Regions from separate parts of the Mus musculus genome. Here regions 2 and 3 are each linked to region 1. Evidence: chromatin contacts called from ENCODE Hi-C or POLR2A ChIA-PET data. All regions are on one chromosome and are shown on one strand. The core of a region is the stretch at or near the end of the contact, and the rest is flanking DNA. Distances in the headings are between cores, read along the strand shown.

Region 1 (4,741 bases), core at 697-3,196:
TCTGTGGGTTCTAGAGAGTGTTGGGGTCTGTAGTAGAAAATGAGCCCCATCTAAAGAGGGCTGTTTGCTGTGGACAAATATGTTGATGAATATTTCTAATCCCAATCCAGGGTTTCTACCCCAGCTTTGACCATTAATTCCCAAATAAAGGATACATACAACCTTTATACTTCCAATAAGCTTTAATCAGCACAAGAGCTGGGCAGATATCTATCCTCTATGCTATATAATATAATAATTCCATTATATAATTTGCTATGTTTCATCTGGGCTGCTCTTAACTCCAACTAGCCACCCCACATGGAGATTATTTTAAGGTTCTTACCCCATGGCGTTTTCCTTTTTTTTTCACCTCCTTTTTTTCTCCTGGTCGAGGTCTCCTTGACCCCCAAACTGGGGAACTCAAGACCACGCCTATCTCTCTTTTGCCCAACTATTGGCTGTGGGCAGCTTTATTCACCAATCAGGGACAAGCTGGGGGGCAAGGTTACATAGGGCAATTTATAGAGTATGTGCAAGGCTCCCTGGAAGCAACCTGGCCTTGTTATTATATTGTAATTTAGCATTACAATATAAGCAAACGACCAGACCTCTGCATAAATAAACCAATATTGCCAAATCCTTGATTGACTGACTGAGACAAGGTCTCATTATGTAGCTCAGGCTGCCCTCAAACTCCATCCTCCTGCCTCAGCCTCCTGCGTGCTGAGATCACAGGCATATGACACCCAGATCCCTAAATCTTATGATTAAAGATGAGCTAAAGTCAGGGCTGGAGATATAATATCTCACTGGTGGAGTACTTCTCTAGAACTTGAGATTGTGAGTTTACTGGAGGGGGGGCTAAAAGTCTCTATTTTTATGTGTCTTCTCCCCATCTGAAATATTCACAGCAGTGCATTTTGTAAATGATTAAACAAACTTCAAACCTAAAAGAAATATCAATAAGCGCTGGTGGGGTAAGGATGTGGGGGATGGTAGGGATTAAGGGACAGTTTAGGGAAGGGTCTGCCCCTAACACCATCACCAGAGGGCCACACCATCCCCTTCCAAACCCAGTTTGGTCTTGGCCCAGCGGGTACCAGGCTAACCAGAGCTAGTCCCTCTTCAATGTAACCAGTTTAGCAACACAAACTGACACTATAGACTAATATTAGCCCAGCAGTCTAGAGACAGAGGCAAGGCTTCTATGAGTTCAGGGATAGCCTAGTCTACATATAGAATTTCTGGTCAGCCAGGGGTAACAAGACAATAAAAAATGGATGGAGTTGAGAACTGCTGCTTTGTGGCCAAGGAGACCTCTCTGAGGAGGTGACACTGAAATGACAAAGGAGGGAGAGGGCGAAGGGTGGGAGTGGTTTTTAAGGAACCAGAAGACAGTGGATGAGAATTGCGTGGGGGCAGGTGAGATGGGAAAGCAGCCTTGGAATTGAGTTCTAAGTGACACCAGTAGCCAGGGCGGGGTACCTGTTCGTCTTGGATCTACACGATGAATGCCTGGGGTCCACTAAACTAATTTCCTCCCGTGTACTTTTGACATTTTCCTCTAGGAAAAAAATTATAAAGTTCTGTTGATCGTTAAGAAAACGTGTGTCTCTGTGGCTGAAAAGAGTAACATCATAGTAACAGGGGCACCTGAGGGCCCACCACTCCGTCATGCCTGCTTCCCTCACAGGCTGTTCCTCTGACCAGCGCCGACTCAGTCTTGAGTGTGGCGACCAGCAAAGCTGGGAACCGGACTCCAACCAGGAATCAGCCCATCGTCCCCACGCACAACCGCTGCTGACCCGTTTACGGTCCAGCGGTTTAATTACGCCCGCGCACATTTCTGGAGAACTCGGGCCGGCTCCGCCCCCGCCTGCGTGCCAGGGCTTCGATTGGTCCAGAGTCCCTCGAAGGGGCGTGACCAGAGAATTGGAACCCGGAGGCGTGGGCGGCGCAGGGATTGGCGGGCGCCAGTTCGGGACTGGCTGTGCGGACGCGGAGGTTCCTACGGGAGGTAAGCAGGCTACGGAGGGGGAGAGCGCTCCCCTTCCGCCCTCCACCCTGCCAGGTCTGCAGCTGTGGGTAGAGGTGGCCTCAGGAACCCGCATCTGGGGCTCCACTGGAGCAGAGGCTGCTCGCTGTTTTCTGACTTGGGAAGGGGTTGACAGCTGGGACTCTAGGGCCACTGAGTCCCAGGACTGTGCGCGAGTTGGAGAAGGGTTCTCCGCAGAGTCTCTACCCTCTCCTTATCCCGTGATGTTCCGGGAACCTCGTCTTGGCCAGAGACGTCTTGGGTTGGGAGGGACGGTTCTCAATAGCCTCGGATTTGGGACCCTGAAGAGTTTGAGTTCGCGACTCTTCATATAGGAAGTTATTGGTGTGGGACCGGGCCTGGATTCTCCTAGGGAGTAACTGAAGTACAATAAAGAGGTGTCCCCAGGCCTTAGCAGGAGGGAAACCGGCAGTTCCAAGTCTCAGTGGAATGTGTGCACTCCCCGGAGAGGGCGCAGTCCTTAGAATGTGAACAAAACCGGTATCAGATTCTACCCGGTCAGAGGCTGCAGAGGAGGGGCGATCAGTGCTAGAGTCAAGACCCCTGCGGTTTTTGTAAGCTGAAGTGCTTCATTTGCTGTGCGTCCTGCCCACGTCAGCCCTCAGAGCTGCTCAGAGTGGCTAGGCCAGTTAGTTGTCTGAGCACTGGGACCTGGCCAACCCTGTCCCGCCAAGGAAGGAGGGGTTTGGCATTGTGGCCTGCGGGATGGGACTGACTACCCTGTGTGTTATGCGGTGAAAGACACCAAAGTCAGGCAGTAGGAAAGACTACACACTCTGGATTTTAAGAACTTCTGACCCAGGGCATGTTTTTTTTGTTGTTGTTGTTTGTTTGTTTGTTTGTTTGTTTGTTTTTTGGGGGGGTGGGGGCGTGTTGTTTTGTTTACTAGGGCCAAAAGTTTCAGAAGTTATTGTCTCCTTTTCATCATGTGAATTCCCGGGATAGGACATGGCCACAAACACCAGGTTACCCAAAAGATTTTGCTTTTTTTGAGATAAGGTCTCCTTGTATAGTCCAGATTGACCTACAACTCTCTACCTTCCTATCTAATCTTACCAGATGCTAGATTATAGGAATGCCCTCTGGGCCAAAGTTTTTCTACCTTGGCTCAGAGTTTATCTGGAAGCTGGGCCCACTCCTGAGGTTCTTGGGTGGTGACTGTGAAGTGGCTCATGGGCACGGAGTTACAGCCATGCTTTGTGCTTAATTAACATTGTGTCTAGCAAACAGTGGGTGCTAAGAAAGTAGCACCTAAGGGTTTATTTTCCTTAATCTGTTCTCCTGGAGGAAGATTCTAGAAGGTCTCAGTGACTCTGTTGGGTGGTGCCACTCCCTTAGTACCCTTGTAATAACTCTGGAATGCTCACACTGGCCTGTGGACCTGCAAGACAGGCCCTGCCTGCCCCTTGTAACCTTACCTCTTACTCCCGTACCTCACTCCTTCCTGAGTTCAGGGCCCCAGACCTCTCTTAAGGGCTGTACTGCAGTGAGCAAGAGGGCTTGAGGACTTGCATCAGGACAGAACCCATATTGTTGTGAGCCACATCCACACGCAAGGTGTCTTGTGCATTTTACCAGTAAGGGGCCAGAGAGTAAATACATGTTAGATTGTGTTAGTCTGAGTGTGGTTGTATTTCACTAAGGTTGCATTTAGGAAGCCTGGCAGTGGCTCATAATGGGTCTGGATTTTTAGTTTCTGGTTGTAGATCACCAGTCCTTCTCGTTGACTATGTGTTCCTCGGTGCTGGGCATTTGGTTTGCTTCTGCCTCTTGGCTCTAGTAAACACACACAAGAGTATAGCTATCCCTTCCAATCCCTTTGGAGATAGATGCACAGTGGGAAAGGTAGGTATATGGTAAATGTATTTTTAATGTTTTGCGGAGTCTTCAGGTTGTTTCCCATCGTATCTATGTCGTTTTTTTTTTTTCCCTCAAGATGTATTTGTTAATTTTATGAGTGTTTCTATGTCTGTGCACTACACGTATGCAGATACCCTTGGAACTGGAGTTACTGGGGGCTGTGAGTTACTGGTGGCTGGGTCTGTGCAAGCGTATGGAGAGCCACTGAGCCGTCCCCCAAGCCTGTGGCTGTGACAGTTTACATCCCCAGCAGCAGTACACACTCTTCCCACTTTTCCACTCTGGCACCAACTGGAATTTCTTTGCTAGGAACTTTCCAATGGGTATGAGATCTCCTCCAGTTTAGATGGGCTTCTTTAACGGTTTGAAACCTTGTGTGGTTTCTGCTTGAGTGACATTCAGTTGTATGTGCCAACCTAGAGATGCTCACTTCGGCCGGACCTGGGCTTTTGGGGGTTTGTTGTTGGTTTTTTTGTTTTGTTTTGTTTTAATTCATTTTTATTTTTATTTTTATTCATGGGTCTGTATGACTGAAGGCCACATGTATGTGAATGTCTCGGAGGCCAGATGAATGTGTTAGTCCCCTGGAGCTGGAGTTAACAGGCAGTTGTGGCCACCCGATGCGGGTACTGGGATCCAGATGCTGGCCTCAGGAAGAACAGCAAGTGAGCTGAGACATTGCTCCTCGTCCTTTCCCTCCGCTCCTAAGAGTTTCAGTTGACCCTGCTATCCTTACGCCACTGCGCCTTTGGGCTTCCTGCCCCTGGGCCTCTCTGGCCTCCTCACAGTGAGATGTTATCCACATTGGCCTCCAGCACAGTGCCTGGTGGCCTTGGAGGTAGC
Region 2 (4,741 bases), core at 1,185-3,684, 44 kb after region 1:
TTCAAAAGACTAATACCCCACCCCCAATCTGTAAAGTAGCTAAGCACTTCCTAGTTTAGCTTTGGTGCACAGCCAGCTTTTGGGTTTTTTGTTGTTGTTGTTGTTCAGGTGCAGCCCAGGTCTCAGAGGACTGCAGGACACCACCCATACTCGGAAGCACAAGGCCTGTGACATTCTGGTTCTGAGGGCCAGCTTCAGCACCAGCACAGGCACCAGTCCAAATCACAGAATAAGAATCTGCACTCTCAAAAAGGTGGCTTCCTAACAAGACAAGGCATGTGAAGGAGTTAGGACAGAGATGCACACAGCTGCCCCCTCATCCATAAGGAACACACAGGGAGACTCCAGCAGATGCTTGAAAGTACGGTCAATCCGTCCAGCCAGCCTTTTTGCTCTGGTTTCTTGACCTTGTAACTCCTAAGCTTTGGGGCCATTGTTAAATAAAACGAGGTTACTTGAGCTCATCACTACTACTACTACTACTCAGAATGAAATTTCTAACCATATAGAACAGCCCATGACTTAAAACTTGCATAGCATTTCAAACTCATGAACTGTTCATTTCTGAATTTTTTTTTCACTTACTACTTGGCTGTGAGTAGCCGAAACTACAGAATGTAAAAGTGTGGGCAGGGTGGGGGGAGGGAGCTGGGAATGAGTACTGGACTCACCCATCTTACCCCTGATTACCTACTCAAAGAATTATCTACCTCCAGATTTGCTCTGAATAACATTAAGTCAAAGCCCATGGAGCAGAAAAGAAAAGGTTCCAACATGCACATGCCATTCTCAATCTCTACCACGCCCAGACAAGCCTTTGCCAGAAGACAAGCCAGGCTCCTTAGCAAGTGTCAGGGGGCAGGAGAGCCGGGCAAGAAAGGTTCCGCCCCAGCTGGGCTTCTGCAGTCTCCAAGGCAAGGCAAGGCTGGCCTAGGTTTCCTGAAGAGTAATTCCAGAAGTTATGGCAGCAACAGGCTTTTGTGGTGAAAGAAAGGTTTGGGACCTGGAGTCTATGTGAAAGCTTTCACTTTCTGAATTCTTCAGGCTCAAGAAATTGAAAGGTAACACGCCCCATTCTCCTCTTTCCAGGGGCCACCTCTGTCTGTCTGCGAGGAAGAGATGGGGGGCGCAGAAGACAGGACCTTCCCACGGGAGCAGAACGACTTCAATAATGCTGTCCTCAAAACAGGTCCTGTTCACCGGAAGTCCATCTGCCAGCCATAGGGAAGACAAAAGCTAACTGGGAGCCCTGATGTCCTATAGTCACCCAGACTGGAGGGAAGATGACAGCAGGGCTCCCATACACAGAGGAGGTGAAAAACTCAAACCTTTGGACAGCAGCCTGACCTGAGTCCAATCAAGTTGTGAGGAACAGAGGAGGAGGCCTCAGAGTAACAGGGGGCTCCATGTTCTTTATAGCAATCTTAGACGAAGCTGGGATTCAAATCCCCAGAGTAGAGGGAGGAAATGTGTCAGGGGTAGGGGGTGGGTAAGGGGAGGCTGCAGGGAGAAACAAACAGAAACTGAGTGGAAAACAGGTCTTTGGCCAAATAGCAATATTTGCTCCCCTGTCTGGAATTCCCCAGTTGTACTCTGTCCTCTGTGAAGTTCATCACCCTGTTCTTCCAGCCTACTAAGTTGTTTACTTACTTGATTGTTGGTATTTAAAAATAAGAAGATATCGAGGGTGTGCTGGCTCCCTCCCATAACCCCAGCATGGGGGAGGCTATGGTAGGACTCCCAGATCAAGACCAGTGAAGGTTACATAGTGAGACCCAGTCTCAAACTAACAGCAATAATACAATCTTACATATATCTTAGATCTTCCTAATTTCTCTTGAAAGATCAGAAGTGGTCAGTGGTAGGTTCGCTACATAGCTCGCAGAGTTAACTGACACCCATCACTCAGCAGCACCGTGCCCTCTGCACCCGGCCATGCATGCACCTTATCTACTTAGTCATAGAAGAACGTTTTTCAACAACAGCTCCAATTAATCTGGCCCTTTGATCCCCTGACATTCATTCCTGGCCATCCCTAAGCTAGAGCCCAGATTTCCTCCCTCTCTGGGCCAAGCACAGCAGTCCGCTAGGCAGAAGGCATAAACTGTGGGAAGACACCGCACCGCGCACGCGCACTCCCAAGCATCCAGGTTGCGGCTGGAAGCGCACGGAGCTGCTGACTACTCCAACCTCGGCGCTGCAGCTTAGGCCTTCAGTGTCTCAGGTCCTTTGCATTGAGATGAACAGCTCTAGCACTGGGCCTGACACCGTAGGGTCCCCGACCGGCTTCGCAGACCCCGGCTTCCCCGCGCGCACCTTTACCGAGCTGGAGTCTGGGACCGCCAAGGCACTGAGGCCGGCTCTGCTCTGCCAGCTCCAGAGAGGCGTTCACAGGCCACCGCCACCCTGGCTCCGCCCTCCCACCTTCCGGCTCCGCCGGCCTTCCGGGTCGCCGAGCTCTGGGTCCCCATGAGTCTGGGTCCTCAAGATGGGACAGGCCTGGGGAAAGATCTTGATGGCGGGGCGAGGCGTCCCTTCCGCGCCCCAGCGTCTGATTGACTGACACCAAGACCCAGGCTAGGAAGCTCTGTGCCTGCGGAAATGGGGAGCATCTGGGAGGGGACTCTGTGTCGCGAGGACCCGCTGCCCCCACTTCCTCTCCGCCTGGCCACCCCACTCAGTGCCCAACCTCACGTTTAGGATCTGGGACGGTTCCTGGAAGGTTCTCCTCGATCGCCCTTTGCGCTGGCTGGGTCTGTGACTTGCCGGACCCTTTCTCCCACAGGGTCCTGGACCTGGGAGATGATAGAGGGGCTTGGCTGTCAGGAGCGACTGCTGGTTAATTAACGCTGGGGCCTGCGTGGGACGCGCAGGGGCTGGTATAGCTTTCAGACCTCCTAAGACCAGAACAGAGCCCACTCCACTTGCAGGGCAAAGGGAGCCACTCAGAAAGAGAGCAGAGTAACAGAAAAATCCAGAGAGGCCTAGGGAGCAGTCCCCGCCCCCTGGTCCCAAGGACTCTAGGGCTGGCCTGAAAATATGCCAAATCTGGTATCTCTCCCAATACTGAACTTTAACCCTGAGCAAAGTCTTGAGTACGCACGGTTGTCAGTGACAAACTAGATACAGAGGGACTGGGCTAGCCAATGCCACCCAAATAGAGAGTGTGGCGAGCGAACTCCAGTCTAGGTCCAAGTGGCCCCTAGCGCGATCTGCCAGGTGGGGGTGGAGAGCTGCTGCGGGCATACAGATGATCTGTGCAGGGCCATATTATTTCTTCTTTTCTGTCTTCTTAGAAGGCCTCGAACCCCTTTTAACATCAAGATTCTCCTGGCTGGAGTGGAAAAGTCTGTGCGTTTTCGAGTAGGAGCTTTTGCCCGAGTTTGGGTGACTTTCAAGAGCCAAAGTTAACTGAGGCTAAGAATAGATTAGCTCCTTGCTCTCTGTGGAGCTATGAGGTGAGGCGCTTCAATGTCCCCCGCGGGCAGCGCCCTCTGGTGGCAAGGTCGAGAACCGGACTCGCTTGTTTTCTCCTTTGCCTAAATATCAGAAGTATGTAGCAATGATGGGAACAGGAAAGTTCAGTGGAGAATAGAGACTAGGCTATAAGACATCCACACCGACGATGAATAAAGCCCTAAAATTATCACCCTGACACCTAGAAGTGTTCCTAGACAGCCAGTAGCGGCTGAGGCCGTCTGTGAAAGAGGTGCACAGTAGGTGTGTGTACATCCACAATCCTGTTACTCAGATAGAGCTCCTTCTGAGGCAGAAAGCTCAACAATTTGAGGCTAGCTACCAGGTGCAGGGGTGTACACCTTTAATCGAAGCACTTGGGAGACAGAAACAAACAAATCTCATGAGTTTGGAGCCAGCCTGGTTACAAAGAGAATTCTAGCTGACCCAGGCTACATAGTGAAACCTTGTCTCAAACAAACAAGCAAATCCATCAGGGTTTGAGGCCAGCCTAGGCTGCAGATGGAGACCCTCCCTCAACTTTCTTCCTTCCTATCCCCAAGTTCACACACTGAAAGTCTTTAGTAGTGGACCTTTGGGAGGTGACTAGTGGCCTCATATAAGAAGCCCAAGGGAGCTTATTGTCCCCTTCCTCCATCTATGAAGTGCTTAGCTACACTAGACCTGAAACCTGCTGGTATCTTAATTTTGGACTTCCTTGTCTCCAAAGAAATTGGTTCAGTAGCTCAAATTCCCTATCCTTGCTATGTTGTTACAGCAACTTGAAGGGACTCCCCTGACACTCCCCTGAGCCTGTAGGAAAGATTCCTTTCTGTCTCTCTTAGCTTCTGGTAAAGTTACCAGTCTTCGATAACCCTTGGCTTACAGTGTTAATCTTCTCTATTGCTGCATGGATGTGTGGTGGGGGCGGGGGAGGGGAGGACAGTCTTCTAGCTGCAAGGAATCCCTAACTAAGACAGTTAGATACACAGTGACAGAGTTAGGACTCCAAGTCTTTTCGGGACAATAACAATTCAACCTGGTGGTCAAATGAGATTAGCCCACATAGGCTCATATGTTTGACTATCTGGTCCCCAGTTGGTAGAACTGTTTTGAGAAGTGACCTTGTTGATGGAAGTGTGTCACTGGGGGTGGATTTTGAGGTTTTAAAAGACTGATGACATACCCAGTGTGCTCTCTGCTTCCTGTCTGTGGACCAAAATATAAGCTCTCTGAGGCTGGAGAAAAGGCTCAGTGGTTAGGACTACTTCCTCCTTTTCTAGAG
Region 3 (4,741 bases), core at 1,504-4,003, 43 kb before region 1:
TGACAGAGACTAAACCAACAAAAGAACACACAGGGGCTGGATGTAGGCCCCCTACACATTTGTAGCAGTTGTGCAGCTTGGTCTTCATATGGGTCCCCTAGCAACTGGAGTGGAGGCTGTCTCTGAATCTGATGCCTGCCACTGGACGTACCCACCCCCCCCCCACCCCCCATCCCTTAGCTGGATTGCCTGGCTGGGCCTTAGTGGGAGAGAATACACTTAGTCCTGCTGTGGCTTGATGTCCCAGGGCAGGCAGGGGAGGGGGTGGGGAGGGGCTTTGCCTCTGCTGAGAGGCAGGGTAATGGGGGAGGGATATATGGGGGTGGGACTGGGAAGGGAGAGGGGGAGCAGCAGACAGGATGTAAAGTGAATAACTAAATAAATGAAAAAAGTGATATGATTTTTAAAAAAATAGATTCTGGGAACTGGGAAGATGTTCAGGTATCAAGAGCGCTTGTTGCATTTCCAAAGGTTCCAGCTCCCACACTAGGTGGCTCCAAACTACCAATAGCTTCGGGTCCAATGGAGTTCTCTTCTGACCTCTATGGATAGTTCATTACACACACACAAACAGGAGGGGGGGGGAGAGAAGGGGGAGAGAGGAAGAGGTACTTTTTAAGAAATCTCTTTTAAAAAAAAATATAGATTCTTGGGGCTGGAAGGACTTGGCTGGAAGAGCACCTGCTACTCTCCCAGAGGACCTGTGTTCTATCTCCCAGCACCCACTTGGCAGTTCACACCTGTCTGTAACTCCCCTTCCAGGTCTTCTTGACACCTCACATTGACATAACTGCAGGCAAAATACCAATGAACATAAACTAAAAATTTTAAAATACAGAGATTCTGGGCACCCTTCTGCTAGGTAACTCTGAATTTTTGAAACCCTTCACTTGTCTGCTTATTCAGACAAGGTCTCCATGTGTATGCTAAGAGGGCCTCAACCTCTCTATCCTCCAGCCCCAGCCTGCTGACTGTGCACTCTTGTGATAAACTTAATTGACCAAATAAATCAGCACACACTTCATTTGCTCCGTCCATCACTGTCAACTACTCTCTCCAGTACTTTACAATCATAAACAACAATCACAAAAACTCTAGTAGGTATCTTTTTTCATACGGTTTTCTGAGGATGACAAAGTTAGAATCTCTCCTTCTTAAAAAGAAAAAATAGTAAGCATGCCATCTGTGGTGTCACTGTTACTCTGAAAAAAAATAAAAAATTAAAAAAAAAAACCACATCCTACTGTAATCTGAGAATCACAGGGAACAGTGACATATACCCAAAGCTATGCTAGATATTTGAAAGGGTCCATTAAAAGACTCCTAATAACTGGTCTAGAGAAAAGGCTAGCCTGGGCCTTTGTGTCCCAGATCTTTGAGAATCACTTTTGTCTTTTATCATAATGACAGACACTAATGTTCCAAGTCTGAAGAATGCCTTCTAGACTGGATATAATAAGATAGACTATAAATTCCAATGCTCCAGAAGGCCAGGCAGGAATGTTGCACTTTCAAGCTCAGCCTAGACCACAAAGCAAGTGTCTGGGACACTGTCTTCAGTGAAAAAGAATCAATTTTTTAAAAGAGCAAACATTTTGAGACCAATGGGGTAAGATGCAATGAGCACAGGAAAGAAAGGAAGGGAGGGAGGGAGGGAGGGAGGGAGGGAGGGAGGGAGAGAGAGAGAGAGAGAGAGAGAGAGAGAGAGAGAGAGAGAGAGAGAGAGAGAGAGAGAAGAAAGAGAAGAAAGAAAGAAAGAAAGAAAGAAAGAAAGAAAGAAAGAAAGAAAGAAAGAAAGAGAGAGAGAAGAAGAAGAAGATAGGTGCCTTTTAGACATGTAAAACGTTTAACTAAGGAACCCCATGTAAAACGTTTAATTAAGGAACCCCAGTACACCCAAGGCAGCACCTGATAACCAGAACCCAGTTACATCACTCAAGACAACTAGACACAGTCCTAGAACCCCATGACACCCAGTGGACAGTGTATTAGTGGGCACCAAGAGCAATGCTCTGCTCTGCACAACTGAAGAGAAGCCACCTTCATCTGCCCTGCGGCTGGAGAGTAATCTGACACTCCAATCAAAAACTTCTGTTGGAGACTGGACCTGACCTTCAGCTAAGATAAGTCACACAGGAGGGTAGCCTTGGGGAGATAGGCTTAGGTAGTTAGGAATTTAGGGGGTGAACCTATGAAATGACCGTTTGCATAATAAAATGTAACTTTTGTTATACTAGCTACACTAACTACACGTCTCTACCTTCTTGCATCCGATAGCAAATAAACCTACTCTTTTTCTTTACTAATAGGAAAAAGACCTTTGAACGAGGTCATAAAAGTATTTAGTAGCAGAAACAGGACTAAATACCCCCGGCCACCAGTACAAAATATGACTAGTATTCTCGGGAGTAAATTCTAGATTACCCAGGGCAACACTGTAAGCCTCTTGCTTAAAAAAAAAAAAAAAGGAATCCCACAGTCGTTACCGCCGATATCCCCGGCCAACTTGTGCCCTCCCTCGTCCCCAATCTCCCTCGCGTCCTCTCTATGGCAGCTTGCTCTCGCTACATTTCATTAATCCTGACCCCCCAACACGACTACTCCAGTTACAGACACTTGCATACTGAACACCACAGCAGACCCGCAAAATCCGCTCCTCTCTCAACCACAGAGCCTGTGCCAGTGACGGACGCACACAGATGCCGTCGCGTCAATGACGTCAGAGAGGCGCCCGATCCGAAATCTGGTCGCCATCCCCTGACGCAGGGTGGAGCAAGTCCGTGCACTTTGTTAATTGTCTCTTGGGCTTATCGGATTTTTCCAGTGGAATTTTAAACAAAAAAGCAGCGTCCCGGCGGGAGAAAGCCGCTGAACAAAGCGAAGAAAGGAAAGGAATGAGTGAGGCCTGAAGGAGACATCGCCAGAGAGCTCCGGAAGCTGGCCGACAATGAAGGGTAAGTGGGATGAGGGACGCGGAGCGGGGCCGGGGTGGGAATATAGAACCTCGGAACTAGAAGTTGGCTTGGGAAATGAATCAGGGATACCTGTCTCAACAGAGTCCTAAGGCAACTTCCAGGGAATTACCTTAGTACACAAAAGAAATGGAGGCCCGGAGTCTGAATCCGCCGTCTCAGTCTCTTAGCTAGGAATAAATGTCAGGATCGAGTTTGTGTGCTCTCCTCAGGGGCCTCTCGGGGGAACTAGAAGAGATGGGTCCAAGTTCTTGACCGGACCTAGCTACTACCTTCCCGTATAACTTCTGTCAAGGACCTGCACCCCTCTGCCACCTGGTTTTCACCCTTGCCCCTGTAAAAAGCTGCTGAGGGGCAGTATCGTACACCTAAGGCTTTGGAATTTGAGCCGAAAAGAGCTGTGCCCAGAAGGGCAGCCAAGCACTGGGGCAGTACTAGAGGAGAGAGGTAAAGATATTGCCTCTGATTTGGTGATTCATGCCCTTTTTGTCTGAGAACAAGTTTCTTAGCGTGTCTCAGCTACCACTTTATTATGTGCATAACAAAGAAGAGCTACTGTTAAAAATTGCTTAGAAAGATTAATGACATTAAGATAATATATATGCACACTCACTCAACCAACCGCTTGACAAGCTGTGAGTGTCCCACACCTACTGCATGTTGCAGAAAGACTTTCAACTTTGATGCGAGGCATCTGGGGTAAATAAAACAAAGTTCTTCCTGGGATTCCAGCCCCTGCATGTTTATCACAATAAAGTTCAATCTTGATCCATTGTTCAAGAGAGAGCTAGATTCTGTATATAAAACTTGTGGTACCTTGGTTTGTTTGCTTGGGTCAAGCATATACTCAGGGAGACAGAGATGGATTGTTTGTTTGTTTGTTTGTTTCTTATTGTTGCTGTTGGGATAAAGTCAGCTATGTACTCCTGACTAGCCTGGAGCTCACCGTGTGAACCAGCTCGGCCTCTACCTCTCAAGTAATGGGATGGATCAACCATGTGTGCCGCCACACCCAGCTCAGAAGTGCAGTGTATAGGGTGTAGTGTGAACTGCACTTTCTGGTCATGGGCCCTTCCTTTTCCCATTTACTCCTGTAGTCTCTGCCCCAGTGCCACCATGATGATTGCCTCCAAACAAATAAGAAACAGGATTGTGGAGGTTTAAAGAGGTTTCATCATCATGAAGATAGTATGTAGAGTTTGGAAAAAGACTATTGTATTTTATCTGGTCAGGATACATTATAGATTTTAAAGTGTGAAAAATCTGTTTTAAGCCTCTCTTAGTAGTCAGCAAAATGTAGTGTTTCAACCATATACAGCCTACCCGTTAATATCTCCTCTCTTTTAGTGTCTAGACTTACTAGACTTACTGGGCCACTGCCCAAGTATAATTATACCTCCTGGGTGTTTAAAATCAGATCAACTCTAAATGTGACCCAGCGAGGAATTTTTTTGGACATGCTGAGTCTGGAGTAGGAACCAAAACCCTCCGTTTTAATAAGATCCCAGCGATTCTTTAAGCCTTGAGGAGTTCTTATTTTGTTTTGTTTTTTTTGTTTGTTTGTTTTGTTTTGTTTTTTGTTTTTTTCGAGACAGGGTTTTCTCTGTATAGCTCTGGCTGTCCTGGAACTCACTTTGTAGACCAGGCTGGCCTCGAACTCAGAAATCCTCCTGCCTCTGCCTCCCAAGTGCTGGGATTAAAGGTGTGCGCCACCACGCCCGGCTTGAGGAGTACTTTTTTAAAAAAACTACATCTTGGGAATTTCTAGG

The links. A loop is a pair of places that touch in the nucleus more often than their neighbours do. ChIA-PET counts read pairs that join two places held with the same protein, here RNA polymerase II (POLR2A).
Region 2: a loop to region 1 is called in a map of heart, with 4 times the contacts of the local background. The contact joins the promoter of D530033B14Rik here to the promoter of Plekhf1 in region 1. A Hi-C loop is called at or near these places in 1 of 37 maps with a recorded cell type or tissue (heart). POLR2A ChIA-PET finds 5 or more read pairs at or near these places in 3 of 5 experiments (Patski and embryonic stem cell).
Region 3: a map of heart shows a loop between it and region 1 (4-fold over the local background). The contact joins the promoter of Pop4 here to the promoter of Plekhf1 in region 1. A Hi-C loop is called at or near these places in 9 of 37 maps with a recorded cell type or tissue (T-helper 17 cell, adrenal gland, gastrocnemius and 1 more). POLR2A ChIA-PET finds 5 or more read pairs at or near these places in 3 of 5 experiments (Patski and embryonic stem cell).

The regions. Positions count from the first base shown.
Region 1 is chr7:38,225,199-38,229,939 of GRCm38, reverse strand. It overlaps Plekhf1 (pleckstrin homology domain containing, family F (with FYVE domain) member 1), which reads left to right and starts at 1,946. Exons shown (of 2, transcript NM_024413.2): 1 at 1,946-1,999.
Region 2 is chr7:38,181,475-38,186,215 of GRCm38, reverse strand. D530033B14Rik (RIKEN cDNA D530033B14 gene) reads left to right here and starts at 2,434. Exons shown (of 1, transcript NR_165180.1): 1 at 2,434-3,644. 1600014C10Rik (RIKEN cDNA 1600014C10 gene) reads right to left here and starts at 2,429. Exons shown (of 4, transcript NM_028166.3): 1 at 2,317-2,429.
Region 3 is chr7:38,269,360-38,274,100 of GRCm38, reverse strand. Pop4 (processing of precursor 4, ribonuclease P/MRP family, (S. cerevisiae)) reads left to right here and starts at 2,753. Exons shown (of 7, transcript NM_025390.4): 1 at 2,753-2,954. The coding sequence starts at 2,948.